2 separate regions of the Homo sapiens genome follow, and region 2 is linked to region 1. The links are chromatin loops, found by intact Hi-C in ENCODE. Cell type or tissue: right lobe of liver. All regions are shown on one strand. Each heading gives the region's core, and the rest is flanking DNA. Links, peaks and the distances in the headings are about the cores only.

The links. Hi-C counts contacts between places; a loop is a spot of excess contacts. Peaks named below come from ENCODE experiments on the same cell type or tissue, not always from the same donor. Only the 100,000 strongest peaks of a DNase experiment are listed, where the experiment ranks them.
Region 2: a loop joins it to region 1, with 4 times the contacts of the local background. A loop is called at or near these places in 2 of 110 quality-filtered maps.

What each region holds. Positions count from the first base shown.
Region 1 is chr7:22,167,165-22,183,501 of GRCh38, forward strand. The region is part of intron 11 of RAPGEF5 (Rap guanine nucleotide exchange factor 5); the gene reads right to left. Among named protein-coding and RNA genes, the nearest start is that of RAPGEF5, 180 kb to the right of the region's middle. RefSeq lists an enhancer at 11,580-12,082. In right lobe of liver, for the core only: no CTCF peak of the experiment used is centred there; no DNase peak of the experiment used is centred there; H3K27ac peaks cover 328 bases.
Region 2 is chr7:22,226,374-22,242,710 of GRCh38, forward strand. It overlaps RAPGEF5 (Rap guanine nucleotide exchange factor 5), which reads right to left. Exons shown (of 26, transcript NM_012294.5): 8 at 4,473-4,546. Among named protein-coding and RNA genes, the nearest start is that of RAPGEF5, 120 kb to the right of the region's middle. RefSeq lists an enhancer at 15,843-16,337. In right lobe of liver, for the core only: no CTCF peak of the experiment used is centred there; no DNase peak of the experiment used is centred there.

The sequences.
Region 1 (16,337 bases), core at 2,931-10,930:
AACAAACACAAGGTAAGCAAAGAGGTGGATAAGAAGAGCAGCTGCTTATCTGGGCCCCAGAACCATGTGCATGGCAGAAATATGATAAATATTGATAGCTGTGGGAGGGATTAGGAGAATTTTAGCCAGGAAAGACATTATTTATTAAAATTAAGATATGAAAAACTCCTTATATCAAATGCCTCAAGCAATAAGATATTTTTGTTGCAGAGCTCTCTAAACATACAATTTTGTTATCATCTTGTTTTCCTGAAATTTCATTTATATTTGTGGGTAAAGATGATATAGAAAACAAATGCATAAATAATGTGCTTTAAAAAATAAATTTTACAAGACTTCTGAGGTGTACACTCAAGTCCTACGGGGAATAAAGCCTTCATGTGTTAATAAATTAAGGTTTTTTCCAAAGCCATTTACTTAAGTCTAGGGCAAGAACAATGAATAATAAAACCCAGAAGACACATATCAGGTTCCAAGGCCATTCACCTTTATCTCTTAAATGCATCTTTAAGAAGCTGGGAAAGTGATGAGTGATTTTCTTAGTCTTGAAGAGAGACAGAACTGAGTCCAGTTAAAATTGGAGAGCAGGTACAATGTATCACAACATACTTCTTCCTAATTTCTTTTTTCTACCAACCAAACCAGGTTACATTGTTATCATCTTTGTGCTTTAAGTGTTCTTGGAAGAGTTCAGTTTGTATACAATATGGAATTGCTAAAGAGGCAAACTCTGACTTTCAATGTAATTTCCAATATGGTACAAAAGATTATATGCAGAATGTAAAGTGGTGATTTTGCCACAACAGTGATTATCTAGTCTCCTTAACTTAAAATTCATTTTACAATATGATTTAATTTTCATCTTTTACATTCCAGACATCACATTTTTAGTTATATAAAACAGTAATAAATTATTAGAGTAATTAGCTTGTGTACTGTTGTTATGGACTGAATGCTTATGTCCTTTGCAACACCCCCACCCCTGCCACTTTATATGTTGAAACCTTACCCCTAGTATGATGTATTAGGAGGGGGTATTTGAGAGGTAATTAGGATTGGATAAGGCCATGAGGGTGGAGCCCTCATGAATGGCATTGCTATCTTTATAAGAGTCCTGAGAAAGCTCCTTTCATCTCTCTACCATACAAGTATCGAGGAGACTGTGGCCTATGAACCAGGAAGCAGGTCCTCACCAGACACTGAATCTGCTAGCACCTTGATCTTGGACTCCCCAGCCTCCAGGCTGTGAGAAATAAATGTCTGTTGTTTAAGCTTCCCAGGCTATGGTATTTTGTTATAGCAGCTTGAGCTGACTAAGACATACACTCAATAGTGCTTATGGTCTCCAAGATCTACATGTTATAATGATGATGTGTAAGTAAAAATAATTGCCCAGTATAGAGCCCTATAGCTCTACATTGAAGACTGGATGAAAGAAAATCTCCAGAATTTTTAGGAATAACCAGTAATATTTACTTTAAAAGTTAATCAGAAAAACAAGGTAATATTTATGAACACAAAACTCTGATATACGAGGTTGTGGATGACATCTACAGTTCTATATTAGCTGCAGGGCATAACTTATTTCTGCTTGGTTGCAGAATATCAAGGAAATCCTAATCCACATAGGTAAGTGGTTGCAAATGGTAGGTTTTTCAAAAGTTTGCTTTTTAATTGCAAGATGCCTGTAATTAAAATGAACCAAGGGTGTTAATGAAGAGTATTAACAGAATTTATCTGAAAGATATTTTATTTCTAAGTTCATAGTATTCCCTGTCAAAATAATAAATTCGACAAATTTTCTTATTTGATTTAAAACATGTTTTTAAAAGTCTAAACTTACATTGTTGTATCACACTGCAATATGTTAGCAATCAGTAGTCTAACTTACTATTACTCTATGGCAAAAGCGAATTCCTAAACAGATATACCTGGGCCTTGCTGGGCATAAATTAGACCTAGCACAAAAAGGCTGTGGTGGCGTGCCTGATCCAACAATGTCACATGAATGGACATGCACAGCCTGTGTACGCAGAAGAGCCAGGGGCCCCCTACTAGAGTCTCTGTTTATGGAAGTTTCAAATATATGAACAAGGCACGGGAAGGTTTACTTTACTTGTCTCCAAACAAGTTAACCTGGCAGCTCAAGTTAAACACTGGTCATCCTAATGAGAAATTTGGAATATATAATGTGTGCCTTTCATTACAGTTTTTAAAAATAGTTTCAATTAAAATCAATCACTTGCATATTAGCTGGAAACCAAGCATATTTTGGAAATACAATTTGAAAACTATTCCTCTGGGCCTGTTGAAGAGTAATGTTTACAAATTACAACATTTCTCTGTGTTAAATGTGGTTGATGGAAATCCTCAACCTTTCAGGTCTGATTAGAAATTAAGCTGAATCTGGCCAGGTGTGGTGGCTCACGCCTGTAATCCCAGCACTTTGAGAGGCCAAGGTGAGTAGATTGCTTGAGGCCAGGAGCTAGAGACCAGCCTGGCCAACATTGCGAAACTCCATCTCTACTGTTAAAAAAAAAAAAAAAAAAGCTGGGTGTGGTGGCATATGCCTATAATCCCAGCTACTCAGGAGGCTGAGGTAGGAGGATGGCTTGAACTCAGGCGGTGGAAGTTGCAGTGAGCCAAGATCATGTCACTGCCCTCTAGCCTGTGCAACAGAGCGAGACTCTGTGTCAAAAAAAAAAAAAAAAAAAAAAGCTGAATCTTCCCAGATACTCAGGAGGCTGAGGTAGGAGGATGGCTGGAACCCAGGTGGCAGAGGTTGCAAGTGAGCCAAGATTATGCCACTGCACTTTAGCCTGGGCGACACAGAGAGACTCTGTCTCAAAAAAAAAAAAAATTAAGCTGTTTCTTTTTTGCACTCAATATTAGACACAAGCAGCAAGGACAACAGAGTAGTTTTTTTGTTTGTTTGTTTGTTTTTGAGACTGTCACCCAGGCTGCAGTGCAAACTTCGCCTCCCAGGTTCAAGTGATTCTTGTGCCTCAGCCTCCCAAGTAGCTGGGACTACTGGCATGCACCACCATGTCCAGCTAATTTTTGTAGTTTGAGTAGAGATGGGGTTTCACCATATTGGCTGGGCTGGTCTCAAACTCTTGGCCTCAGGTGATCTGCCAGCCTTGGCCTCCCAAAGTGCTGGGATTACGGGCGTGAGCCACTGAGCCTGGCCAACAGAGTAGCTTTGAATCTAGTTTAGGGTTTTCAATGGCTCTTGTAGATAGGAGCCACCAGTGCGCAGAAACCATTGGGTGACAGCACTGAGAGGGAGTTGGCATTTAAAATGCTGGATGTGACACAGAGGTTCAGACTCTTTGGGGTGTTCTTACACTTAGCTGCATTTAATGAGGTTAGAACTATTCTCTCATCAAGATTTACTTCATTAGTAGCTGAGATTAAAAAGAACACCATTAAACCATTAACTTTGACATAACCAGTCATTCCATTCCAGAACAACCTTAGATAATGAACTGACTACCAGAGTCTGGTTGGATGGTGGCAAACCCATTTGGCATTCAATTCAATTAATCAGCTCACATATGACAATATTTTGTTAAGGGCTTTGACCCAGAAATGCTTATTTTCTCCTAAGCCAATATCATATTTAAAATTCAACAGCATTTACCTAATTATCTGTCATAGAAATATTAATTAAAATAAAAACAATGAGGCTATATAAAAACAGCTCCAGTTGAAGTCCTAATAAAGAAAATAGTTAAAAATTCTAATGAATAGAACAGATTCCCAATACTCATAACTCAAATATCTCTCTATTTAACTACTATATTGTTCTAAATTTTTCTATACAAAGAGCTTTCCTTTATTCTTTTCCAGCATTCATGTTTTTTTTTTTTTCTGCTGTGCAGATTCTGAAAGTAATTGAGTGGTATGAATGAAAATACTATAATCAAAGTGATGCACTTCAAATAAAAGTGCAATTTATAACAGCCATGCTTCCAAAAAAGAGGCTGTCCCATTGGTATTTAGAGATATTTTTAGAACCATGATGGTTATATGAATGATCCCCTGAAGACTATTAGCCGACAATAGCCATTTAGAAAGACTTACAAATCCACTGGCATCCAAATTAAAACACTATAATTATCTATTACACTACATAGTACTTAATAATAATTTAAGACAACAGGCAGAAAAGCATGTTTGTATACATAAAAGTATCTTTCATTTAAACAAATTCATAGTTGCCATACATATTAACACTCTGAGTAAAAAAAGTATTCATTTTGATTTCTAACTTTGTGAATACCTAAGCATATTAATATGCATATGTTAATACACAAAACCTTTTTCTTTCATATCCTTTCTTTTTTTTGAGATGGAGTTTTGCTCTTCTTGCCTAGGCTGGAGTGCAGTGGCACGATCTCAGCTCACTGCAACCTCCACCTCCCAGATTCAAGTGATTCTCCGGCCTCAGCCTCCTGAGTAGTTGGGACTACAGGTGTGCGCTACCACGCCCGGCTAATTTTTGTATTTTTAGTAGAGATGGGGGTTTCACCATGTTGGCCAGGCTGGTCTCAAACTTCTGACCTCAGGTGATCTGCCCGCCTCAGCCTCCCAAAGTGCTGGGATTACAGGCATGAGCCACGTTGCCAGCCATTTTCTTTGATATTCTATGCACTAAGTAAATTACTAAATCTAATCCTAAATTATTGGCTTATCAATAAATTTTTGGGACTATCCTCCCCACTCCAAAATAAAATAATACTTTCGTAGTGGCTTTTTGAATACAAGAAACATCCTTGCAAGTAAAAAAGTAACATCTTGATAATCATTGAAATTGGAAGGTAAATACTTCTATAGTTTTAACTATTATAAAACTTGAAATAAAATATATATAGAAATGGTTTTGAAATCCATGCATGTAATTAGCTATACTGATGTCATATAGGACTTTTCCCTATCATCTGCTACTATTTTAATTTTTGGGGGTTTTTTTTGAGATGGAGTCTCACTCTGGCACCCAGGCTGGAGTACAGTGGCATGATCTCAGCTCACTGCAATCTCCGCCTCCTGGGTTCAAGCTATTCTCCTGCCTCAGCCTCTGGAGCAACTGGGATTACAGGCACACACCACCATGCCCGGCTAATTTTTGTATTTTTAGTAGAGACTGGGGTTTCACCATGTTGGCCAGGTTGGTCTCGAACTCCTGACCTCAGGTGATCTGCATGCCTCGGGCTCCCAAAGTTCTGGGATTGCAGGTATAAGCCACCGTGCCCGGCCTATTTTAATTTTTAGGTCATATAAAAATAATTATCTAATTTTATTTAATTTTATTTGAATGTATTTCTCTTGTATGTACCAATTAAAACATTTTTCTCTGTCTCATTTTAAGTATATGAAGCTCTAAAAATTCCCATTTTATTTCTGCAAAACACAAGTATCCCTAGAGCATGCTAGAGTTGTGTCAAGATAGAATAGTAAGAGGTTTGGTACAGACCATTTTCATGGAGTTCTGTTACATATAAATGTAATCAAATTTTAAAAACTGATCCAAATGTTACCAAAAGGTCTAAGCTTAATGCTTTCTTTGTAACATAAAAACAAAAAACAAAAACAAAACCCTGAAGTCTAAAAATCACTAGAAGTATAGCGTTACGTAGGAAAAATTATATAAATCTACCTTGGTTATTTTTTCAACACTCATAAGCAAAATGCACTGCGATAATGAAACCACTCAGCTGTTAAAGTGAATTACCAAGAAAGCAAATTAAAAGAATTTTGACAGGCAACTGCCTATAGTAGCCATTTAATCCAAGTATGGTAATGTGAATATTCAACATTTCTGTATTAACTCATATTCCCTGAAGTACTATTAGCCGTTTTGTTTCACCTGTATTTCTACTTCAGATGTAATGGAATTTAAGGCACTCTAAAATATATTCTACTTAACCTTTATTTTAAGAAGCCAAGAAAAGCTTTGAACATGAAAGGGCCCATTTCTGGTCCTGGAATGTTACAACTTGCCATTATTTTTTGAGAAGCAGTGCCAAAATGTACCATGTAATTTGATTAAGCACAAATAAAATTTTTTTCATGTTCAGGTTGGAATAATAGATTAAAGTGCTATGCCATTAAAAGCAATGCTTCTTTCCCTGTGTATCTTACATTTCTGAAAGTGATATTAACGACCTCGAACGCAGCTTTTTACTACAGCTCTTAAATTCACTTAATCCCTGCCAATTCTTACAGGCTCACCATAGCGTTTTCTTTAGCCATTCTAACATAACCAAATCTTGAGATCTAGCTTTATTTTTAGGTATTTGTGGCAGAAAAAAAGTGCTTACTTATTTAACGCTGTTTATATATCAAATCTTAAAAGTCACCCCTTTAAATGACAGGAACTTACTACAGACAGGGCTTGGGGACACTCTTCAAATAATCAAATCTGTTTTTATTTTAACTTGTAAAATTCAGTTTTAGAATCCTGTCATTCCGTCTTCAAGAAAGAATGATTTGAATACAACAGGTATTCCGTTCTTAGCTATGCTTAATTCTATACACTGCCTTTTAAAAATGTTACTTGGAGGGGCATAGAGTAATAAACAGGGGGCTTGTCTACCTTCTCCAGGCTGCGGCACTCAGAGAAAGGGTGCAGGTCACCCTGGGACTAAGAGCGGTGAGCGGCCTCATAGCTCCTGTTGTTACATCCCAATCAGCTGCTCTCAGTGTCTAGGTACAATTGCAGCCCATTCATGGCATATGCATGCGTCTGCCAAGTATGCTGGGAAGCTCAGAAAACAGTATAAAGAATACTATGGAAACAGACAGCTGGAAATCTAACGGGGTAGCCTAATGCATAGTCCTTAATCTCTCTAGGCCTTAGTTAAGTCACCTGTAAAGTGGCTATCATATCTATACCTAGCAGAGTTACAGTGAAGATTAAATAAGACAGTGTATCTAAAGCAACTGGCAGAGAGCCTGGTATACCCTAGGCACTCTAGATAAATACTACCTATTATTTATTTTTATAAAATAAAATTATTTCAACCTTGTCCCAATTCTCCAAGTGCTACCAATCCGCCAACAAAAACTTGAGAACTATGAATTTCCAAGAAGAATTGGAGGAGGAAAAGGAGAAGCAAATGTGAGCAAAGCAACGGATGTGGGTGGGTCTGTGGCTGAGTCACAAACCTGTGGTCTTGTGACTTGCAGGTCTTGTTTAGTCCCTAGAGATGCTTTCTGTGAGTTGACAAAATTTAAAAGTCAGAAGATCTGGCAACACCAGGGCCACATCTCCTATGGCAACCATGTTTAGAGCCAACTTGCCTACTTTATGCAGGAGGCACTCTCCAGTTCATCACCCTTCTGCTCTGGCAGTCTTCACTCACTCACTTTTACTGCCTGTGGACATGCAAGTTGGTAAGTCTTGGTCTACAGCACAGTTGTGTAGTAGTAATAGAAGAGATCACATAGTATAATTGAAAAGTAAAGCTAAAGAAATAGGTTGGAGGAAATTCCTGAAGGATCTTTGAATGCTAAACTAAGGAGCCTGGGGCTTATTCCACAGGAAAAGGGAAGTGAAGGGAGATTTTCAAGACCAGAAGTGACAAGAGAGATATGAGTTAAGCTTGCTTCATCAGGGAACTCAGACTGGATAAGGGAAGGATAAGGGGAGGGAGGTGAGTTTGCTTTTAAACTTGCTGAGCTTGGGTTCCCCAGGTTACTCTAAGGAAAGCTATTAGGAAAAAATATCAAAAACCAGAGCTTGCCAAAGAGGGTTACAGTTATGATTGTGGGAGCCAGTACCTAAAGAGGATGGCTATGGCCAACATGATTTCTCAGAAAAATAAGCAGCAGTCTAAGGGAGTGGGATATTCATGTTTGGGCGATGGTAAGGGAAAGATGAGTTAAGGAAGGGGAAAGAGAAGGAGGAGAGAAACAGAATAAAGAGAAACGAATGTACAGTCAATAGCCTCCTTTCTGTAAACAAACAAACGGGACACAAATGTAATAACCAACAAGAAAGAAAAGGATTGGAAATGAGTGTTAAATGCTGCTTGAAGAGGCTTTATCGGGCTCAGGACTCAAAGAGCACTGGATTTGTTATGTGGACAGTCCCTGGTTTGATGACCTTAGAGAGATGCCCCTTGGTGAATGGTGGGGGCATACTCTAGTTAAAAGGAACGAAGGATATTCTGATAATCAGTGGTCACACCATATATCACACTGTTTTTTCTTTTTTTCTCCAAAGACTCCTCCTAAAGTTGTAGAGCTCATTGTTTAGTAAGAGCAGTTGCTCTCACAAGGAGCTGGGATGAAAAATTTCTCAATAATCAATACAATTATCATTTTATTTAACTGTACAGATTAGAATGTGGGAATTGTCATGGGCACGAAGCCTTCAGCACCAATCTGCCAGCATCTACCAACAAAAATTAATATCCAGCTCTAAGATTCACTCGGTCCAACTCGGACCTCTCGGAGTTGCTGCATGGTTGTCTGATTAACATCACACACGTGTTCTAAACATACAAGCTGTGTTCCTTAGTGTTTGTCCATTAAACGTTCTTAACTTTCAGGAAACAAAGAAAATTAATTTAAACATAATATCCTAAATTAGAAGCCTGAGATATGGTTATTACAAGCAAACTAATAGTCATTCTAACAACTGAATCAACTTAGGACATTGTAATGTTTTTACCTCTCAAGCACCAAAAGGTTCTGTATTATGAACTTTTTTCAAAACCTGAAATACATCATCATTCCCAATGTTAATATTAGCATTAAATTTCAGAAAAATAACATTGTATTTACTTTTTTTTCATGTATTAGTACGTTCTCATGCTGCTAATAAAGACGTACCAGAGACTGGGTAATCTATAAAGGAAAGACGTTTAAAGGACTCACAGTTCCACATGGCTCAGGAGGCCTCACAATCACAGTAGGGGATGAAAGAGCAAAGGCATGTCTTACATGGTGTGTGCGTGTCAAAGGCAAAACAGCGTGTGCGGGGGAACTCCCCTTTATAAAACCATCAGATCTCATGAGACTTATTCACTATCATGAGAACTGCAGGGGAAAGACTTGCCCCATGATTCAATTCCCTCCCACCAGGTCCCTCCCATGACATGCAGGAATTGTAGGAGCTACAATTCAAGATGAGATTTGGGTGAGGACACAGCCAAACCATATCAGTTGGTTAACAGAAATTCTAGGAATTCTAGACAGACTTATTTTCTTCCAAGTTTAGCAATGAATAGTCAACTGCCTCTGTTAAGACTAAGGATTGGCAAGATAGCTAGGTTATATTAAAGATAAGAAGATATTCTACAAAACTAATTTAAAGTAAACATAAGTAAGCACAATTAAGGCTTTTTGTTTGTTTGTTTGTTTATTTTTGAGATAGAGTCTTGCTCTGTCGCCCAGGCTGGATGGAGTGCAGTGGTGTGATCTCTGCTTACTGCAGCTTCCACTTACTGGGTTCAGGCAATTCTCCTGTCTCAGCCTCCTGAATAGCTGGGACTACAGGAGCCCACCACCATGCCCGGGTAATTTTTTTCTATTTTTAGCAGAGGTGGGGTTTTACCATGTTGGTCAGGCTGGTCCCAAACTCCTGACCTCAAATGATCCACCCACCTCGGCCTCCCAAAGTGCTGGGATTACAGGCGTGAGCCACTGCGCCTGGCCAATTGAGGTTCTTTCGAAATAATCTGGCACAGGATCTTACATTTACTGACAATTTTCAACACAAGAAAATTTACTTTAATGTATTGCCTGTATTTAAAAATACTGCTAGGACAAATATATCAACCAGTGGCTGACAGGAGACATGCCTCTGTGTTCTGGTTCCAGAGCTGTTATTAGTGTTCTTTTCAATAACACACAGCTGCTTTCTTTCTCACACAGGTGAAAGGAAGACTCATGTTTTTGGGTCACAGAGAAAGGTTTGGTCAGCAACCATTTACTGAACTTCTGTGACTAAGGGATGACAACTGTGCCCTCTGCCATGGAGAATGGAAAGTTGTTCACAGAGCTTGGGAATCTGATTGGTGAGATAATTAAATGACCACATAAGGCATCCTCCACACCCCAGGCTGATGAATATCACACTCCTGTGAATGTCTGGGCAGTCCTCCACACCCCAACCCCTACCCAGCATATGTCATTGGCCTTGAGTCACCTAAGATGTTCCTATCAAGTTGTTTTCCATGTAAGTGCCAGGATGCTGAAGTTCCTTTATTCCTACTCAAACTTTATTTTGTCTTTATTTTCTAGGGAGCCCCAAATTTGTTTTGAACCATATCTATCTGGCCATGCACCAGGTAGCCAGAGTGGCTTCAATGGGCAAGGAGAAAAAGTAAGGGAGGAAAATGATAGCGGCCTCGCTAGTTAAATATACTCAAAACAGCCACCCTTTATTGACCACAAACTGTGCCAGTGCTAATGATAATCACGGAATCACCACCCAACATTCCACACCTGTTAACACTAAGGGCTTTACCTACATGGCCTGCGCCCCTCATATCCACCCTAGAAGGTAGGTTGCACATTATCTTTTTTGAGGTGACAGCACTGAGGCTGAGATGAATAAAGAGAATAACCACCCAGGGCTCCTCAGCAAGATGATGTCTGAAGGGCCTAAGTCCCAGCCCTGGTTCTTTCATTACACTATGCTCTCCCGAGAGTGTGGACCCAAATAACCCATCCGGTTTAGGGGAAAAGAAAATGCAGGAAAGTAACAGAATCTCCAGGTTTGGAAGCGGGAGTAGAGTCATAGACACAAGAAGGTGGTCTTTCATTGGTCTTAAATCACCAAAGATGCCCCTATAAAGTTGTTTCCTAAGTGCCAGGATGCTGGAGTTCCTTTATTCCTACTCAAATTTTATTTTGTTTTTTATTTTCTAGTGGACACCTGGCCATAGCAAATAGATACGAGATCAGCCAATTTGCTTTTCAAAAGGTAGAACTGACAATCACGTGGAAGGACTGAAATGGTCCACAAATTCCTAATGTTTTTAAGACTGACCAGTTACACATATTTATATTTTTTAAAATTGAAATGTAAAGGTAAAAACTAAAAAAATTGTTTACAAAAGGCCAAATCATAAAATTCTTCCCTCCTTTCTAGATGAATTCTCTATATGAAAGATTATACTGAAAAAAAACCATTTTTCTACTCTCAACACATCAACTGAGTTTCCTATAATTCAATTCTGACACTACCTGGAGATAGCACAGACCTCACAGACCAGGGGCTCAATCCCACAAGACTGCATCCCACTTCAGATGCCAATCACAAGTCTCAGGTTGTCACCTGTACTTCTGACCAGTGGGCTCTATATCAGGGTTCTCACAACCACCCTCTGCGGTCTGACAAGTACCTGTTAAGGGCTCACTAAACTCAGGGAAACATTTACTTACACTTACTGCTTTATTATAAAGGAGATGAAGATGAACAGTCAGGTGAGTAGTTACACAGCATGAGGTCTAAAAAGGTCCTGAGCACAGAAGCCTCTGTTTCCGTGGGGTTTGGGTTCACTATCTTCATGGCACATGGATGTGTTCACCGACCTGGAAGCTCTCTGAATTTCATTGTTTAGAGTTTTTATAGAAGCTTCATTAGGTAGGCATGATTGATTAAATCATGGACCACTGGTGATTAAGTCAATCTCCATCTCCCTCCCCTCCCCAGACGTTGAGGGCTGGGACCAAAAGCTCTATCCCTCTAGTCATGCCTTGTCTTTCTGGCAACCAGCTCCCATCCTGAAGCTATCTAGGGACCCCAGCCACCAGTCATCATATTAGCATACAAAAAGATTCTCCTATCACTCTAGACATTCCAAAGGTCTTAGAAACTCTTGTGTTAAGAATAAGTGATTAAAACCAAATACTAAAACAAAAGATGCTCCTATCACTTCTATCACTCATGAAATTCCATGGTTTTAAGAGCTCCAGCCCAGTGGCAGAGACCAAGTATGTATTTCTTATTATGTCACAATAATAGAATATTATATACAATTAGATACTAAAATCTACTCTATAAGAGTAGATTTATTAATTTGTGCCATTGTTTAAATAATACTTCTTCCAAGCAATAATATATGGAATATTTCTTAGTTCATGTTTAATTTCTTATATGAAAAATGTTTCTAACAATGACAAGAATTTAGAGTGAATGATGTATAATTCTCAAACATGAAATCAACAGCTCAAATCAGACATAAGAAAAGTACTTATAGCTAACTAAACCTTGCATGCTAAGCATATGTAAGATTATTCTAAATATTCACTTGTTGAGGAGGATATCAGAGATAATCCAAACCACTTCACAGGCTTTTTAAAAAAATGACTATGTCAGAGGCATTTGAGCCAGAGTGACTCCATCTTGAATAGGGGCTGGGTAAAATAAGGCTGATACCTACTGGGCTGCATTCCCAGAAGGTTAAGGCATCCTAAACCACAGGGTGAGATAGTACGTCTGCACAAGGTACAGGTCACAAAGATCTTGCTGATAAAACAACATGTGGTAAAGAAGCCAGCCAAATCCCACCAAAACCAAGATAGTGACAAATGTGACCGCCAGTTGTTCTCACTGCTCATCACATGCTAATTATGATACAATCGCATGCTAAAAGACACTCCCACCAGCACTATGACAATTTACAAATGCCATGGCAACAATCAGGAAGTTACCACATATGTTCTAAAAAGGGGAGGAACGTTGAGTCTCAGAAAAACTCATGAATAACCCACCCCTTGTTTATCATATAATCAAGAAATAACTATAAGTATCCTTAGTCCAGCAGCTCAAGCTGCTGCTCTGCCTATGGAGTAGCCATTCTTTCGTTTCTCTACTTCTCTAACAAAGTTGCTTTCACTTTACTCTATGGGTTCGCCTTGAATTACTTCTTGCGTGAGACACAAAGACCCTCTCTTGGGGTCTGAATCAGGACCCCTTTCCCTTGACAATTATACAATGCGTTAAAACATAGTATGTCCATATTTCTTTGAAGAAACAAATACATAATTATGGTATTGGGTCTACAATATCAAAACAAACTTAACATAAGCTTCTATTTACAAAATTACATGCCATTTGCCCCTTTTTTGGGAATCAAACTTTGATTTTTTCTCCCTGGGCATGTTGCTCCCCTGATATTTTAAAGTCACAACAAAACAATATACAATATATTTGCCAGCTTCACTTGCAGCTAGATGTGGCCACAAGACTAAGTTTTGGTCCATGAGGTAAAAGCAGAAGCCGTGTGTGACGGGCAAGTGTGCTCTTCATGACTTTCTTCATCCTGCTGCCTGGACAGTTATGCTAGTGTCCATCAGGGCCCAGGAAATCAAGTTCAAATAAGGAATCTCAGAACTGACTGATATCAGAGTGGCTTTATCGGCTGCGGACTGTATTTCTCCATACTTATTTTCACATGAGAGAGAAATACATTTATACCATGTTTAAATCATCATTAGAGCTTTTCTGTTATATGCAGCTGTGCCTACTCACAAATAACACATGTACACTGAAAATTTCCAGAAGCTCAAGTACACGATCTGCAATATGATATGGTTCTCAATTTTCTCAATTATCAAAAGTAGGAAAGGTACATTCAAGGAGTGTTAAGAATACTTAACAATATTAATTCATCCTGATCTCACTACTGTGGATTTCTAGAATGTGCTGACGAAGACACAGTGCCTTGGATGTTTGTTTGTTGGTTTGTTTGGAAGAACAAACACCTTCCCTGGGAGACTATCAAACAGTGCAAATTGTCATAATAATTCTGAGATATGCACACTATGCCAATCAGCATTGGCAGAACTTGGGTTAACTAAAATTGTTCTACAGAAGCCATCAGTAAATGAAAATGGCTGGCAATGCCTTCAAATACAGATCAAACTGAACCAAGACATCAAAGGTCACATTTTATATATCCAACTCTGAGAATTAGAACCAAAATTAGGATGAAAAGATCACTCTGCTCTCTCTTTTTTTCTTAACAAAACATACGACATGACAGTAAATTTAAAATCTGTAAGCTGCTACACAAAAGAAAATATGTGATATCAAGCAAGACTCAAAGAAAACTTAGGGGGAAAAAGCTTACTTGCTGTCAGTACTACATAAATTCTTCTTCATAACAGGTGAAGAATATTGAAAGGGATATAATAAGAAAAAAATAGCAGAAGCTTACATATACTCATTCATCTAAAACCATATTTGTTTTTAGACTGAGAATTTAGGTAGCAATATCCAGCCAGGTATGCAATGGAGAATTTTAAATTGTACTTTTCATGTTCCCACTAAATGAAGCTCATTTAAAGGATTAAAATATTTCAAAGTCAGAAGATTCACCAAATATCCTAAATGCCAGACAAGAACGCCAAGTCCAAGTCTGAAGCAGAAAAGGCTACAGAATTGTTCTGAAAATTATTTTCTGTCACTATTTAGATTATGACAAGATGTTCTGGGATTTTGGTTGTTGTTGTTTAGTTTCCCACGTTTCTGTCACCCGTATTTAACAACTCTAATTTCATATTTATTTTTGAGATTCAAGGGAAGGACTGCCAGCCAAGTAGCAGCCTTAAGTACAAGGCAAAAAAGCTGCAAACTGAATGAAAGAAAAGGTTTCAATTGTAGAGTAAGAAAGCCTGAGGCAGAAAATGAGGATAATGGGAAATGGGAGGGGAAGGTTATAGTGCCAAAAGGCTGATAGGAAAAATGAAGAGAAGCTCAATTATAGGTAGGTTAAAAGCAAACATTCTCCCACACAAAGAATATCTCTTTTAGATGTGGGCTTGTCAGAGCAATTCTATGACATTACACCCTTTCAATGAAGCAATAATTGATTGAAACATGCTGTGAGAGATTAACATGCAGTGACTGTAATCAACAAATTGCCATCCACTAATACTCCTTCCTCACACTTTATACGACTATCTGAAGTACACACTCTTACACAAAAAAACACTTTGTTCCCCCATTTTCTGATAGAATGCTAAATTTTACTTGAGGAAGATGTCATAAACATTTTAAAATTCAGACAAGGACATCTGATTATCTCACTTTAAATCCAACAACCGTCTGGGGAGATGACACAAGATCTCTGAGAGAGAGAAACACAGAAAGAGAAAGAAGGAGACAGAGGTTTTTCAACCGTTGACACTGTCTTAAACACAGTTTCAAGTAATTTCAGCTGCCGATGTTAGAGTGAAACTATCATTTTGCTAAAATTACTAGGTTGTCAAACCCACAACTGACACAATATCTTGTCTTCATGAATTTCAGTATCTCTTGTTCCCTTCAATTTGCTACTCCAGAAATGCCCCACTTAAATCACACATTTAAACAAATTCCTGGAAATACAGCCAGACACTAACAAAACCACATGCGTTTCTACTAAAGCGCAATATTAAATATGCCAATAGACACGAAACTTCCTGAGAAAATATGGCAATTTACACATTTTTAAAGGTTTTAGAACAGAAATTTCCTTTCAAAAGAAATGAAACCCCAGTTAGCACTAACTGAACTGGGAAATGATGCTGTAGAAATTATTTTTCCAAAGAAATAGAAAAGTAATATATGTAGCCTTCTTCTTTAAAGGGTACACCCTGTCAGGGAGACAGGATATCAAGAGAATATTAAACAAGGTATTATCTGTCTCAAATTTATTTTTATGAGAAAAAACAAGTTATATTGAGGATTTATGTTTCAAATGCAGCCTTCATCCTACGTCAAAGAGATTATATAGATGTAAGCCAATATCTTATCCATATAACAATAAAAGCAAGGACTATTATTAGGTCCTCATAGTTTGCTATTAGATTTTATATTTGAGGCTGGGAGCAGTGGCTCACGCCTATAATCCCAGCATTTTGGGAGGATGAGGCAGGTGGATCACCTGAGGTCAGGAGCTCAAGACCAGTCTGGCCAACATAGTGAAACCCTGTCTCTAGTAAAAATACAAAAATTGGGCATGGTGGCACACACCTGTAGTCCCAGCTACTCGAGAGGCTGAGGTAGGAGAATCTCTTGAACCCAGGAGGGGGAGGTTGCAGTGAGTCGAGATGGTGCCATTGCACTCCAGCCTGGGTAACAGAGTGAGACTCCATCACAAAAAAAAAAAAAAAAAAAAAAAAAAAGATTTTTATATTTGAAAACAGATTGTAATTTTATATATTTGATTCTCTGAAACTTGACAATTTGTGTACATACTTATGGCAACTCTCAGTGGAGCAGAATATTTTATTACTTGTAATAATTTATCCTCCAGTTGTTCTAGAAAATTAGAAATTTACTTAACTACAAAGAAAGAACCAAAGTTCTCTATGGAAGTCTAGCTAAAAAG
Region 2 (16,337 bases), core at 5,087-13,086, 61 kb after region 1:
GATAAATTATTCTACTGTATGCACCTTATTTTGAAAACAGAAAATATTAAGAATTTTTTTCCAGGAAAATTCAGAAGACAGTTCATAGTCAAAAAATAATAATAATTTTAGGGCAACAAATATTCATTTTCTCAAATTTCTTCAGAGAAAAAAGTTAGACTATGAAAAAGCTCTCCCTGTTAGGGATAGAAGAATATGCCCCCTTGAGAATTGGGAAATGAACCACGAAGCATCCACAGTGAGAAATGTACCTAATGGAAAGTGTGATAGTCAAGGCAGGTGAGGAATCCCTAGGGAGTCACTGGTATGGGCCTCGAACACCATGCTGGGGCATCAGGGAGCTTTAGAAATCATTTCATAATTCCTAGCCCGTCACTGTCCAGGCAAGGCAATGGACATTCAGTTTCTCTGGTCCTACTCCTTTGTGGAATTCCTTGTGTTAAAACATCACCTTTGTATAGGATGGACAGACCCATACTATAGAAATACTGTGTAATGCTGCATCCTGCCAGAGCATGCTGAGAGCTAGGAATAAGGCAGAAACCACACTTACATGAAATTTATGCTGTTATTTCCCTCAAGTACTTTCTTAATCTTTTGTATTTAGAAAATTATCCCTTCTGATTAAAATCAAAATATAGAATTATAAATTTACATAATATATAGTATTATAAATTTATATAATTGAAAAAGTAAGGGGTTCATTCACTTCACATGCTTGATTCCTTTAACGTTCAGACTAAAGTAGGGGGGCCACCAATATTTTCTCTTGTTTTGACCTAAGAGAAATTATAGCTCAGACTTGTATACATTCTTGACCACACTGGTAAGCAGGGTAGCAAAGTTAAAAAAAAAAATTAAAAAGTTAAAAAAGAGAATAAGCAAACTCGAATAATATCAAACATAAAAGATTTAACAGGATAATCAATTTTCTTTGACAGTATTAAATAAGAGCTTTCTTTAGTATGCATATTTTTAAAAGTTATAGTCTGACTACTGATAAATTAGTTACCAAATATTTAGCAGTTAATTTGTATAACAAATAATTATTATCACTTAATAATAGAATGATTGATTCAAATGGAGGATAGGAGACAATGAAAATATTCACTGAATCCAGTGGCCAATGGCTAATGGAATCAAAGCAAGAATTTCCAAAGTTCAATATATTATAAATTACTCAAGGCCAAGTGTAGTGGCTAACGCCTGTAATCTCGGTACCTGGGGAGGCTGAGGTGGGCAGACTGCTTGAGCCCAGGAGTCAGAGGTCAGCCTGGGCAACATAGCAAAACCACATCTCTACAAAAAAATACAAAAAATTAGCTGGATATGGTGGTGTGCACCTGTTGTCCCAGCTACTCAAGAGGCTGAGGTGGGAGGATCACTTGAGCCCAGGAGGTTGAGGCTGCAGCGAGCCATGATCGTGCCACTGCACTCCAGCCTGGGTGACAGAGTAAGACCCTGTTGCAATCAATCAATCAGTCAATTAATAACTAATTAAAGATCTCATTAGAATTCTTAAAAGCTAGAACCAGGCAAATTTTCAGTACATTTTGACAAAGATTCTTAAATCCTTTTATCCTATAATACAGTGAAGGGACTAGAATATTTTGTGTCTGCAAAGATACCATCTGGCAGAGAGTAATGCTGCAACTTGGCCCAGTTAGATACTTTAAATATTCCAACCAAAAAGCAATGAGATAGATGGTCAGCGTGACAATAACTGACAGAGGCTGATTTGTTGGGTGCTTACTGTGTGTCAGGTGCTGTTCTAATTGCTTCACATGTAGTCCTTTAATCTTCAGAACAATCTAACAATTATTTCCATTTTACAGAGGTTAGAAAGGCAGTTTGCATGCTGTTTAAAGCAAGGACATCAGAACCAGACTGCCCTGGTTTCAGACCTGGCCCCGTCCCTTACCGGCACATCTATAAAGTGGTAGTAATTAAACTATCTATCCTGGAGGGTTTGCTGTGATGTTTAAATACATTAATAAAAACAAAGAACCTTAGAGTGTCTAATATATATGAAGTGCTGCCTAAGTGTTATATACAATAATACTGCTCCCAGTATTATTACAGAAAAGGAGGGTAGGAGCACAAGAGAGTTAACTTGCCCAAAGGTTTTTTGTTTTGCTTTGTTTTCTTTTTTGAGATGGAGTCTCGCCCTGTCACCCAGGCTGGAGTGCAATGGCAGGATTTTGGCTCACTGAAACCTCCGCCTCCCGGGTTCAAATGATTCTCCTGCTTCGGCCTCCCAAGTAGCTGGGATTACAGGCACCTGCTACCACGCCCAGCTAATTTTTTTTTTTTTTTTTTTAAGTAGAGACAGGGTTTCACCATGTTGTCCAGGCTGGTCTCAAACTCCTGACTTCACGATCCACCTGCCTTGGCCTCCCAAAGTGCTGGGATTACGGGTGCGAGCCACCACGACTGTTACTCGCCCAAGGTTACTGTGCCAGTCAGGAAAAGAATCCAGGCAGTGTGGCCCCAGAGGCAGCGCCCCTAGTCTTTACATTATGCTGCCCAACATTTACTGAAACTCTCCTATGTGCCGGGATTGCCAGGAGTGTTTTATGTTGCTTCATTTCAACCTCAGGACAAGCTTATAATATCTCCATTTTGCAGAGATGAAAACCATGCATGCTAGGTACTGTCTAGCATAGTGGGGACACCATGGGGACAAAGACTTAGGCGACCTACAGGATCTTCCAGGTTTACAGCCACTAAGGAACATCCCTTAAGGAAGAAGGGCTGGCAGGTAAACCCAACTCTAAATGCTCTCTTCACTCCACCCACATGTGACAGCATTAAAACAGGGAGTTTCTTAAGCAGAAAAGGTATTTTTAGTGAGAGTAAGAAAAAAGCAGCCAACATATGAGAGATCTCTGGTAGATGGGAAGCCTGTGTACAACAAGGCCAAGTCTGTCTGGGCTTAGTAACCATCTTAACCTTTTATAGACCCAAAGTTTTCAGCAGCCTAGAGGCACATTCCCCACGGTAACATATTTCATCATCTATGCGGAAGAAGGAATCAGAATCCACTTAACTTGCTTAAAATATGCTCTGGAATGAAGACTGAAGTAATCTGAAATACTGTGAAGCCTGGCAAATAGGTGCTCAAGCCATTAAATGTATATACATCAATCAAATAAATTGTACATATAAATTACACACATACGTACATACCAATGAGCATACATTTTTATTTCTAATTCTGCCTATGTATCTGATGGCAAAATTCTAAGTTTTCTTTAAGCTCACCTCGCATGACTTGAACTACTTATTCCATCCAGAGAACTTATATAGACGGGCCTGCAGAATTAAACCAATAAAACTGGTGTTTCCACTACGGTAGCAGATCAAGCTTTCTTAGACACACCAGAGGAGGTGACAACTGCCTTCCTTCCTAACCAGCTTAGGCCTATAACACTCATAATGATGCCATGCTGCCCAGTGAACTTAATTCAACTTTCAAACCTAAGTAGAATCTGTTCCTAATCTAATTATCAATCTACTGGTTTCATGATTTCATCCCTCTGTATGTCCTACAGATACACAGTTATATAATCATTGCTGAATAAAAATCACAAAATCCTGAACAGTAAGGTCTGTGTATCCTTTTGAGAAATAAAATTGCATTCAAACAGACATTTACCCATAGAATAAGTTCAGAACAAATAAAGAATAACAGTATTTTAAATTTAGAAACCCTTGTCCCACTAGTAATTTAAGGATTTAAGAAACTTGGAGAAAGTGGTAAATACACTGAGCTGGGGAATCCCTGCACAGGTTTGCTTGGAAGCCTGCAGTATAATTTTAATATGAACTTGAGGACTGTTCCATGTTTAATATTACCACAGCAAAACAATGTGACTTTATTAAAACATTACTGTCCATGCAATCTTTATTGAAAAAGTTAATGTGATTCTTCTGACCAGAATCAACAGATTTGTAACCTTAAAGGCGAAGTGAGATGAGTCAACTAGGCTAAGTCAGAATTTTAAAATGCTCCACTGTTATATAAAGTTAACAGCTGGCAGCACTAGGGTGTCCAAAGTTTTTATGGTGCAATAGTATTTGGAGGTATGCTACCTAAAGCATATTCATGCCGTGATTTAGCTACTGGGAGGTAGCACAGAACCTCTAGCAAGTTGGTGCTGTCAGCTGGCCCATTCTCCACTGCCTTCTTCAGGGGAATGTCTGCCCTTCACTCATTTCCCTTGCTTCCTCTGGGAAGTAAAGTGTGTCTATCTGACCCTCTCCCATGAATCAAATTATAAATATAATTACCAATTTAGGACCCTTTGTGTGAAATACCTTTATATCAAAACTGAGCACTTTATTCCCAATAACATGGCTATTTACAAAACATAAAAGGTAAAACCTATATCATTTTTTAACACCTGCACTGTCTCACCACCCTCAACACAGAAGGGTATGATGAGGGGCTGTCACAGAATTGATCATACCTGAGAATCTGGAACACTTTCGGCTTCTGTTACAGCTACATGTTTGTCGTTGTTTTCTTCATCTTGTTCAATTGCTTAAAAAAAAGAACACCATTAAACAAATGTATCATCATACAAAAAATGCTTCAGATAATTTTCTTTCAGATCGCAATTTAGCGGGAAAAAATGTTAGATAGATTCACAAAATGTAAACATTGGCATTATTTTTTGTTAATCAAATGTGAAGTTAGCTAATAGCACTGGGTACTTCTCCTGCATATTATCTCATGTATTAAATCAATGGCAGTGAGAAAATTCAATCTTAATTCTGTTCTTCACCTAAACCCATCCTGACATCACCATATCAGCATTGTGCTTTACCAAAAGGGCAGCTGTGGGTATAAGATGAAGACTTTTATTCATTTCATATAAGAACAGCCATATATTTTTTTTAATGTGGCTTTCTGGCTGGCAGTTTAAATGTCATATAATAAAGGAAGCACAGTATTTATATCTGGGTTGCTCAGTGCATTGTTACCACAAAATTCCATATTGTGGAGTCTTGAATCCGTATATCCCTTCCCAGCATCTCCCTATCCAAGCCCTTATCACCCTTTCTTCATGGGTACAATGACCTCTTACACAAAGCCCTGACTCCAGCCTCTCACTAATCCAATCCAGCTTGGGAACAATGCTAAAATAATCAGTCTCAAAAAATATAAAAACAAGTGCCAGACTTTGGCTTATGTATTGCTTATCTCATGGCATCTGAACTTCTCCTGCTCATCACTGAAGGGCTTCTCTGAACTCTCTAGCTTCCTCCAAATGTCCAATTTCACACTGACATTCAACACCAAAATGTATTTTACATAACTGGGATCCACACATAATGACTGGATTACTTTTCTCTTTAGATAACTTATTCTTCTGTTTTAACAAATATTTACGGAGCAGCTATTATGTCCATAGCAGGAGATGTGACATTCAACAAGCCTGGAGAGAGTAGAGACCACAATAAATTCAGATCTAAGCCTAAGAACACGGGGAACCACGAAAGAATTTTAAATTGGGAAGTGCATGATTTGATGCATATTTTTAAAAGTTCTTTTTTGCTTCTTTGGGAGAACAGACTTGAGAGAAACAAGAGCGGAAGCAGGGAGACCAGTTAGGTGACTGTTGCTGTAATGTTGCCTGCAGATGACAATGACTCAGATCAGGGAAGTGGCAATGAGCAGGAGAAACATGGAACACTGGAGCTATATTTTTTTAGACAAAATGGACACAACTTGCCAATGAATTGAATATGGAGAGAGAAAAAAGAGATGAAGGAGAAGCAATCAAGGATGACTCCTAAATAGTTATTCCTTGTATCCATCATGCCATTTATGCTTTTTGCCCTCTTCATCAAAAGTAGGCCAAAGCATACCAACCTAGCTGACAGTGAGGTCACCCACTGTACTTATTGATTCAGTTTACATTATTCTGTGTGCTTTTTTTTTTTTTTTTTGAGATGAAGTCTTCACTCTTTTTGCCCAGGCTGGAGTGCAGTGGCACAATCTTGGCTCACTGCAACCTCCACCTCCCGGGTTCAAGCGATTCTCCTGCCTCACTTAGCCTCCCGAGTGGCTGGGATTACAGGCGTGCACTACCATGCCCAGATAATTTTTGTATTTTTAATAGAGACAGGGTTTCACCATGTTGGCCAGGCTGGTCTCAAACTCCTGACCTCAAGTGATTTGCCTGCCTTGGCCTCCCAAAGTGCTGGGATTACAAGGTGTGAGCCACCACGCTTGGCCTGTGTACTTTTAAATATTGTGCTCTCTGCTCTGTATTTTTTAAAATATCATTTCATGTACTTTTTGCTTTTGTATGCCATTCATGCCTGCTGTGTGGTGCCCACCATGGAGCCTACCTATAATGCTGTGCATACAGTAGGGCTCTGCAAATGCTAACTGGCATGAACAATGTATCCCCAAGTGATCAAAACTGCACTGCTTGACTATGCCTACTTATATAATAAGCTACTTCTTTTGTAACTTTATGAAAGAAGAAAAGAGAGAAATTCTTCTGTTCACGCTTTGGATAACTAGGATAACTCTGACCAGCTGAGCATCTAAAGGCAAGGTAGGAAGAGGTGAAGAGGGTAGAAGCTTTTCTTCTATTTTTCAGAGAAAAGTTCCATTCATGCCTGTTCAAAGGGGGTTCCCTGTTGCTACTGTTGCCCAGCTAGGAGGAAACTTAAGAACAAAGAAAAACATGCGTGTTTTCTCTGAAAAACTAGAGGCAAGACTATAAAGGGAAAAATAAAACATAGAATAACATCCTAAATTCCACTTAAAAATGCAATGGGCTATAGAAGTAAGGAACTCCACTTAACCAACTGAAATAACAGAAGAAGCCTTTCCTCATCCTGGAATGCAGAGTAATTTTCTTGGAGGGCAAGCTGATCATATACTAATGTGAAATAACTTCACATAAAAAGCAACCATACTTTGGCACTTCATTTGTGCTTTATTTGAATTTTTGCTCTTTAAAGTGCTAATTTCAATGAAAATGAAGAAAATTAAATTTCAGAATATTTTAGCCTACTGAATTCATGTTTTTGGTTTTAAAACAACAATGCTGTAGGGTGTAGGCATTTCTTTTTCTTACCTTATTATACTAGAACATAGAACATGCAGGACACTAAATAATAATTTCAGATTGACAGTTAACACACTTTTTTAGAGGCAGGGTCTCCCTCTGTCACCCAGGCTGGAGTACAGTTGCACGATCATGCCTCACTGCATGCTGGACTTCTTGGGCTCAAGCAATCCTCCCGTCTCGGCCTCCCAAAATGCTGAAATTACAGGTATGAGCCACCTCACCTGGCCTCACACTACATTTTAAGCTTTAGGAATAATTCTTAATACATAGAAATAGAACTAAAGGAGGAATAGATGAACATAAAAGCAAACCTAGGATAAAGTGTCAGTCCTGTATTTATTTCTAGCTTATCCCCAACAACAATGCTATGTTTATTGTCACATCTTTAAAGACCTCAAAATCGGTTGCCTAGCATTACGCCAAAACTAACAGGGTGAGAATTAGAAACACAAGCAAGTTAAGGGACTTGGCAAAGCTAACTCTGTAAGCTAAATCTGCATAATGGACAAACTCTCAAAGTTCTGCTGGACTCAACCTCAACCCCCTAATGACAAAGAGAAGACAGCGTAAATAACATTATTTTCTTGGAAATAGGAAAAATTATAATTCCAAGAATGCATCTTGGGAGCAAAAGTGTATTTATCCTAGACAAGGATTTATGATTATCCTATGAAGTTGCATGCATAAAATATATATGGTCCCCTAAAAGGGAGAACTCTGTTGACCCTTTAGTTCATAGATTAATGTCAAAAAATAAATAAAAACACAATTTCTCTCTTTATGCCTTCCAGTGGTGTGGCTCATGTGGTGGGAAAAGGAGGAAGGAGTTATTTAGATTTTTGAGTTCAATTTTTCTTTTATCTGATCAGAATAAGAGTTGGTTGGGGAAAATTTCCTATGCAAATATTGATTCTGGGACAGTTCCCTCCAGCGAAACACGTACACAGGAATGACAGCTTCTGGGACCGAGGGAGGCTAGGAGCTTCACTCTCTGCCAACACAAACCATCTCCTTATCTCTCAACACACAGAGTCTAAAAGCAAGTAATGGCCTTTGAAAATAACTTACCATAACAAAAGATACAAGTGCAAGATCTAAAGCATATGCTTTGAGTGGTGAGCATTAGTGCCCACAGGAGAACTAAGCATGTATGTGGATTAATTAACAGATTCGTTAAGGGTACCTAGTTTAAATGTATCTATTTGTAAATTAGCCAAGAGGGATTCAAGGTGAATGAGTGTTGAAAGCCTCCTAGGATTGTGGGGCTTAACTTGATAGTGCTTTCTTGTTGCCTTGGGGACAAAACAGGTTTTCTCTCCCCAGGACTTACTAGGATGGGTGCTAAAATGCAAACAAACAAACAAACAACAACAACAAAAAACAACTCTGTCAGTAACTCTATTATAATAATAATACTTAAACACAAAGGGGACTCATGTCCTTTCTAAATGATGTTATTTAATTTCTGCTGATCAACTTTGTAAAGGTAAGAGCCCCACTAACAAGAAAACATTAAACACACAATGACTGTCGTGTGCTGACTCTCATCAGGACCATTATTTAAAAATCAACCAACCCATTTCTTTAAAAAAATCTTACAAACCAACCCCAAAGATGACTACAGATAGAAACTGAGCATTTCAAGCCTCAATGTGAGACATCAGCAAATAGTTAAGAAAAATAACTTATTGGGTACTCTGCCAAGAACTAAAGTTTTGTCAGTAATATAATCTTTCACCTGTGTAGCATTTTTACAGAGAGAAAACTCTTTCATTAAGGGTCTCATCTGATGTTCAACCTGAAATGCTGGGCAGATAAAATCACCCCCATTTTACAGATGAGGAAACTGAGACTAGTGAGGTGAAGTAATCTGCCTTAGGCCTCAAATGTAAAATGTACGTGTCGGTGACAGTTCATCACTGCTACAGTCAAGGATGGAACAGAACAGGGCTGGTCAAACTGCACATCAGCAAATCCATTCACATGGATCCTGACCAGGGTTTCTTTTCCCTCTTAATGAAATAGAACAGAATATCATAGGAAGAATAGAAAAATAAAGATCAAAATGTTTTGCAACTAGTAAAGTATTTTTCACAAGTATGGAAGAGAGGTGTACTAGGTCGGAATCTTTTACATGTTCTGTGGGTTGTGGACATAAAAATGTTAGGAAAACACCATAGTGTTTCCAGGCCACAGGAGGCAGAGCCCAGTTCTTCATTATCTAAATAATCAGCTATTTTTTGTACCATCCTGGAGTGGGGTCACAATATTTACTTTTGGAGGCCCTTCAACAATACTCCAACCACATTCAGCCCTGGGAGATGGCACAGAAACAAGCCTGCAGTGAGAAATGTTTAGACACTATACTCATTTTTGCTATCAATATATATAATCATAAATGCTTCCAAATACTCAAATCTTTTCCATTCTTTAAAAAGGAAGAAAAAAGGTAATTGTAACATTTCTGCCTCATCACTGTATTTTTTTAGTGTTAAAATTAGAAAAGTAGGGGTCAGTGTTCACCATAAAGCCACTCCATATGGTATTATAACCTGGCCCATCCAGTGCCATTGAACTTCTCTTTGAAGGTGGACCAATGACCACTACATCTCTGCTCCAGCGTGTTTTCTCAACCCCAATCTGTTCAGCTGAACTTGAGACTGTTGACTTAAAACTCTCTTTTCTGTGTCCCTATCATCCTCAAATCTTCTAAAAATGCAAGCTTTCCCCAGGCTCTCTTTTCTCTCTTTGCCTCTTTCCTTGGTGATCTTATCTGTTACTAGGGTTTCAACTTTCACTGCAATACAGTTTATTCTCAAATCTGTCTCCATTTCTGCCCACTTCTCTGAGTTCCAGGCCCACATTTCCAGTCACGAGTTGAATATTTTCATTTCACAGATGGTAACATGTCTGCTACATACAAGCTGCTGTGATAGGTGTAGTGGCACAATCTGCACCTCAAGAAAGAGTAATTGATTTAATACGGCGTGAGGACACGAAGGTCTGAAATCACAAGCATCTTCCTGCTCCTGGGATATTTCAGTTTAGATCACCACCAAGTACTGAAGCTACAAATCTCAGGCACCTTCATGGTCCTCCTTCCCCTGAGCCTTCACCTCAATCTCTCCCTAAATCCTGTCACTTCTACCTCTGGAATGATTCCACCTGTCATCCTCTCTGCCATGGTCACATCTCATGTAGGCTGCTACGGCATGGCCTCTCCCTCCATCCATTCTCCACACAATTGCCGGAGTTCCATCCCCAGAATGGAAGTCTGATCAAGCCATCCCCCTATCCTGCCTATGCCTGCTTAGAGCACATGAGGGTCACACGGAGATAAATACCAATTCAGGCTCCATAGCCCCATCCCCAGTGTCTCTGATGCCATGGGACTTAGCTCAGGGATGTGCAGGTTTGAAAGCTCTGATACCTGTGATCCCCACTCTATTGAACACTGGCCAATGTTCAGGTGGAAGCCCTCAACCTGGCCTCAAAGGCCAGGCCATTAGGTCTTGGACCCTCTCCCCAGGTGCTGCATCTCTTCCTTTGTACATTTCTTTGTCTCTAACCTGGAATGCCCTTGTCCCTGCCTTCACCAGGTGAAATTACTCTTGTCCACCGGGCTCCCCAGCCCAAACACCAGCTCCTTAATGAAGAGTCTTCTGAGTCCTCATTCTCTGCATCTATGGCCCCTGACAAAATGAAGAGTGCTTCCTCCTAGCCCAACAAAGCTCTTTTTCTGTACACTTGATATTTTTTAGTCAGCAACACAAATATCTGTCTTTGCTAACCTACATTATGAGTTCTTCGAGAGGACAGAGTATATATTTTCATATTCCCAGTGAAACTGACCCAATAGTCCCATAGATAGTTTTTGTTGTTGTTGTTGCTGTTTTTTTTTTTTTGGATAAACATAGAAATTGACCCTTCTGGTCTTAAAGCTTGAGACTTATATTTGTTTTATCTGAGTTCTTTCCTCAGGAAACAACCTTTAGGCTTCTCAAAAAAAAAAAAAAAAATCAAAAGAATTGAAACTTACCAGATCACTGCATCCAGACATGACAGGCCAGACCCTTCATTCATCCTGATTGCTTCCTTTCCCCTCCCTAGTTTCTGCTTTCTTATACCTGTTACATTTCTTCCCTGCTATATTAGCCCCTAGTTTTAGTTGGTCAGGGAAATGGATTTGAGACTGAGCTCCCAACTCCTCCGCTGCAGCACCTAATTAAAGCCTTCTTCCTTGGCAATAATCCTCGTCTCAGAGATTGGCTTTCTGTGTGGTGAGCAGCAGGACCTAGATTAAACCCCTCATGTTTCAGTAATACCAGCACCTGGAATAATTTCTAGAACACAGAGGTACTAAGTAATGGTCTACTGAACTGAACAAAGGTAGTCAATTCAGACAGTAATAATTATAAGACAGATATAAATAGAGCAAAATGTCAATGCAGTTTGTGGGGAGGGGGTTAACATCATGAAAGGCATCCAGGAAAATGCGGATTCTGATAGGTAAATGAGAAAAGGGGAGAAATGCAGTCGAGAGCTGGCATAAACAAACGTAAACTGAAGAAACCCCTGGGATCTGACATGGGAGCAGGAAGTAGATCATAATTGGAAAATGTTAGAAAACCTCTGGTAGAGGTCCTGGCAAGACTGCACTGAGCCGTGTGGCCATTGAGGGCAGGTTAATAATTTGATACCTCTTTGTGCCAACATTTGTTAAATATCTGTTCAGCATTTACTTATTAGGGCTAGTGAAAAATCAAATTTCTATTAATAAAAGGTGAATACCATTTCTTGGAATTTAGCAATTCACTTTTCTCGAATTATCTCAATTAGGAATTTTTCTGATACTTTAAAAATTATTTTGTAAATTGTAAATTGACAAATTGTAGTTGTGTTTATTTTCTGACACTCATAATTTTTCCAACACACTAAGGAGAGAGGTAAAGCACATACATGGATAAAATCACATTGCCCAGACCCAGCAACACCCCATGCGTGATCTGGTTTCAGAAATGTCACTACTCACCAACCAAAGCCAACTAGTCTATAGGCTGGTGGCGTTGCCTTGTTAGGCCTTGAGCAATGACATTATGCTCACTGAAAAAGAATACCTCAGTCATTACACAAGCTCAACAAGGAGTATTTATAACTTTTCAGTAAGTGAGATCAACTTCCTTGGCCAAAGCAGAATCCATTTACATTTGACAGTTATATGATTCTTCATTTAAAAAATGAGTTAAATGGGAGCATATATCCATTATACCAGTGATGTTGTAAGGCAGGTGTGTGGTTGGTCCTCTCCTTAATCAGATTCCAAGATTATGCTCACTTTACAGATGGAAAAACTGAGGCTGAGAGATGTCAGATAGTTTGCACAGAATTATACAGGAAGTGAGTAAAGGAGACAGTTAAGTACACTCAGGTCTGACACTATCTGTACCAATATGTTTTAAAGATTAAATAGCCTAAAATAAATTGAACAGAAATGAGGCTGAAAACAAACAAAAAAAAGCAGGAGCTTTATTTCAAACAGTATAAGCATGAACTGACTTAGATTTCCTACTAAGAACTAAGGAATCTGATGTTTAAAGAAGTGATGTTTGATGAGTCAGTGAGGGATGGGGCTGGGATTGCAATGGAAGCTGGCTGCCTTTCAGTTCCCAGGGCCCTGCTATGGAGATGTGCCCAGGTGGGCCTGTGCTGGGAGAGTGGAGGCAGGAGTGGTCACTGGCAGCAATGTCATTAAGGCCGTAATGACTTACACAATTTTAAGTGTTCCTACCCATTGCCTTCCCCCCAAATCCTCCCTAGGCCTTCCAGCCCATGGTTCTATAGAAAAAGATAATAAATGTTTGCTACATGAAAGAAATGTATTATTTTTATTAACGTTTGAATAAAGGTGTGCTGTATGTTCGGGAAAGCCATAGCACTCAGACAGCCCAATAAATCTACTGTGGGGAGACTGAAAGCAGAGGTGGCTGAAAAGCTCCCATCTCCCCCATCAGATACTCCATGCTCAGCACACTTGACAAGGGGCAACTCAAGCCACTGAGAGAGTTCTGGGTGGCCTCGCTCCACCCTCCCTGCTGCCTTACTGATTGCATGATTTATCCCTGCCCTACAGCAGAGAGGACTCCATTTCAACTCTTACATCTTTTTTTTTTTAATAGCTAAGACTCTCCAAGCTTCTCTTCTACTTCTTAATAGGTTTTTACAGTGTTTTCTTTTGATTAAGATTTAATATACGTCCATTCAATGGAAAAGTTATTCAACAGAAAACAATGATAATGTCGTTAGAGCAAAAGGTATCTCATATCGGTTCCTTTAATTAGAGCATAAATACTTATCCCACTGGCTTGGGGTAATACAGAGGTAATCAGTAATTGATACCAGTAGCCCGTTTCATTGCCATTCTTATAAGGAAATGTACTGGAAAAAAGGTTTTTTTTTGGCCGGGTGTGGTGGCTCATGCCTGTAATCCCAGCACTTTGGGAGGCCGAGGCGGGCGGATCACCTGAGGTCAAGAGTTCGAGACCAGCCTGCCCAACATGGCAAAACCCCGTCTCTACTAAAAATACAAAAAATTAGCCAGGAGTGGTGGCGAGTGCCTATAATCCCAGCTACTCAGGAAGCTGAGGCAGGAGAATCACTTGAACCTGGGAAGCAGAGGTTGCAGTGAGCCAAAATCACGCCACTGCACTCCACCCTGGGCATCAGAGCAAGACTCCACCTCAAAAAAAAAAAAAAAAAAAGTTTTCTTTTAATGCAAAGGTGGCTTGTGTATTATCCAACTAAAATAAAACCTTGATAAACAAAAATCAAGTTAACCTTAGCAACAGGTTTGGGTTTTTTTTTTTTCAATATTTTTCTCGAGAGGCAGAAAGGCTTTACTTTTTTCGGTTGTTTGTTTTTTGAGACAGAATCTTGCTCTATCACGCAGGCTGGCATGCAGTGGCGCCATCTCGGCTCACTGTAACCTCCACCTCCCGGGTTCAAGCCATTCTCCTGCCTCAGCCTCCCAAGTAGCTGGGATTACAGGTGCCCACCACCATGCTCGGCTAATTTTTTGTATTTTTAGTAGAGACAGGGTTTCACCATGTTGGCCAGGCTGGTCTTGGACTCCTGACCTCAAGTGATCCGCCTGCCTCAGCCTCTCAAAGTGCTGGGATTACAGGAGTGAGCCACCATGACTAGCCAGCTTTACTTTTTTTTTGTGCCTTTCAATGTTGTGTTCTAGTGACAATACAGATTCAGGTCAATCTGCTATCATCACACAGTAAAATATTGAGCAGCAACGATTCCTAGATATTGCAAAATGTTCATTCACTTAAAAAGATCCTAGTGTACTCCAATACTCTACACAATTTCTCTCAGAAATTAAATTGTAAAAGATTTATTTCAGCCAGCAAAAGAAAAACAACTCTGAGCCTACCTATGTGTCAGTACAAAGCTCTGTGTGCTTTAGGCCATCTCATTTAGCCCCTCCAACAAGCCCCAGAAGCATGTGCCATTAGCTCCATTGTCCAGAATAAGAAAATGAGCCTCTAGAAGTCACTAAGTCATGCCAAGTGGCTAAGCCAGGACTGAACCTGAGTCTTTTGATTTGCTTTTCACAGCTACTTGATGCTGCCATGGGGATTGTAAACCAGAAAACTCAACAGGTCAGGTCTAAAGGACATTCTTGTTAACTAAAGTTTATTGCAGACATCTACATTTTAAAACATTTATTGCAACTTTTTGCCACTTATATTATGCTCATTAAGTTTTTTTGTTTCTGAATTGTCAGTAATTTTACTGCCAAATCTTCCCAGTAGACATTACAGTGGAATTTTAAAACATACAGTGGAGCCACCAAGAATTCCCCAGGTGTCCTTGTGTTTGCAAATACAAGCAGTGACACCAAATGAGCCACTAAATAAATAGAGGGGGCAGGGGCAGTCCAAGATAAGTCCAGGAAATAAGACTGGAAAATTTGCCTTAACCCCCATCAAAACCTATCCTGCTAGAATTTAAAGGAACTTCCTTTTATTATACATTAGGGAAAAATAAAGCATTATTCCTACAATACTTCTTGTACAATTGTTTGTGAAATTACATCAACTCACCAAGTTTCAATTTCATTACTTGTAAACGGGAGATGATAAAAACCTATGGGATGGATGTGTGGAAGGAGGGATGGATTTAAACTACTTAATCAATGTTAGTGACTTTATATTATTATACAAAACATGGTGATATGCTTTTTTGCATTGTTATCTGTGGATGGGATGGTTTTCCTCGTCAGACCCACCTGCCACTGGGGTAGAGTGGAAGATAAGGAATATAAAAACAAAGTCATTAATATTTATATTCCAACACCCAAAGCAGAACTTTGTGGCAAGACAACAGACTTGAAATGGCAGAATCTGTAGAGATTCTGTTACCTTTCTTTGCATATCATGAACCAACTCTTTAAGTCCCAGATCTTGACCTTCTCTCCTGCGATGCTAAGTTGCAGGCTCCTCCCCTAAAGGAGGAAGTCAGGAAGTGACAGGTTGGAAAAGTTCAAGGCTGTCCCCATATTGCATCAAGTAGACTGTGGGAAGAAGGGTGACAAGGCAACAGAAAGGGCAGGTAAAAAGCTATGGGCCTGATCTCCCTTGGCTGGGCTAGGTCTGAGAGGGTGAGGCCAGAGAGATGGCCGAGGGTAAACTGTGGGCAGGGGTGCTGGTTTGCACACAGATCAGTCTTGGCACACAGAGAAGACTGCCCCAAAGTCTGCCCCCAGCACCTCTGGAAGTCAGCAGAGTCACAGCAAGTCAGCAGCTATTTTTCCTGAGTAGCTCTTCTTTCCCAGGATGGGAAGGTTCCTAGCACTTAGCAGTTTCCACATGCCCTGGGGATAGGGACTTGCTATGGAGCCTCCCCTTACAAAAGGCAAAGGTCTGGATGGAGCATGTGGCAGGGAGGCCATAGGGTTTAAGTTCTGCCAATATGGGGTGGGGCAGCCAGAAAGGCCTAGAGACCCTGACCCAGCTGAGAAGGGCCCCTGGTCACCACTCGAATTCACTAGGGCAGAGTGACTGGCATGGTCCATGTGGCTCCAACAATCCCTGCATGCCAGGGAATGAGCGATCCAAAAGTGGGGACTGAAACCAGCCCCAGGAAGCAGCTACATCTTAAACAGACTTTTCATTATGAAAAGAGTTCAAATTGCTGGGCGCGGTGGCTCACGCCTGTAATCCTAGCACTTTG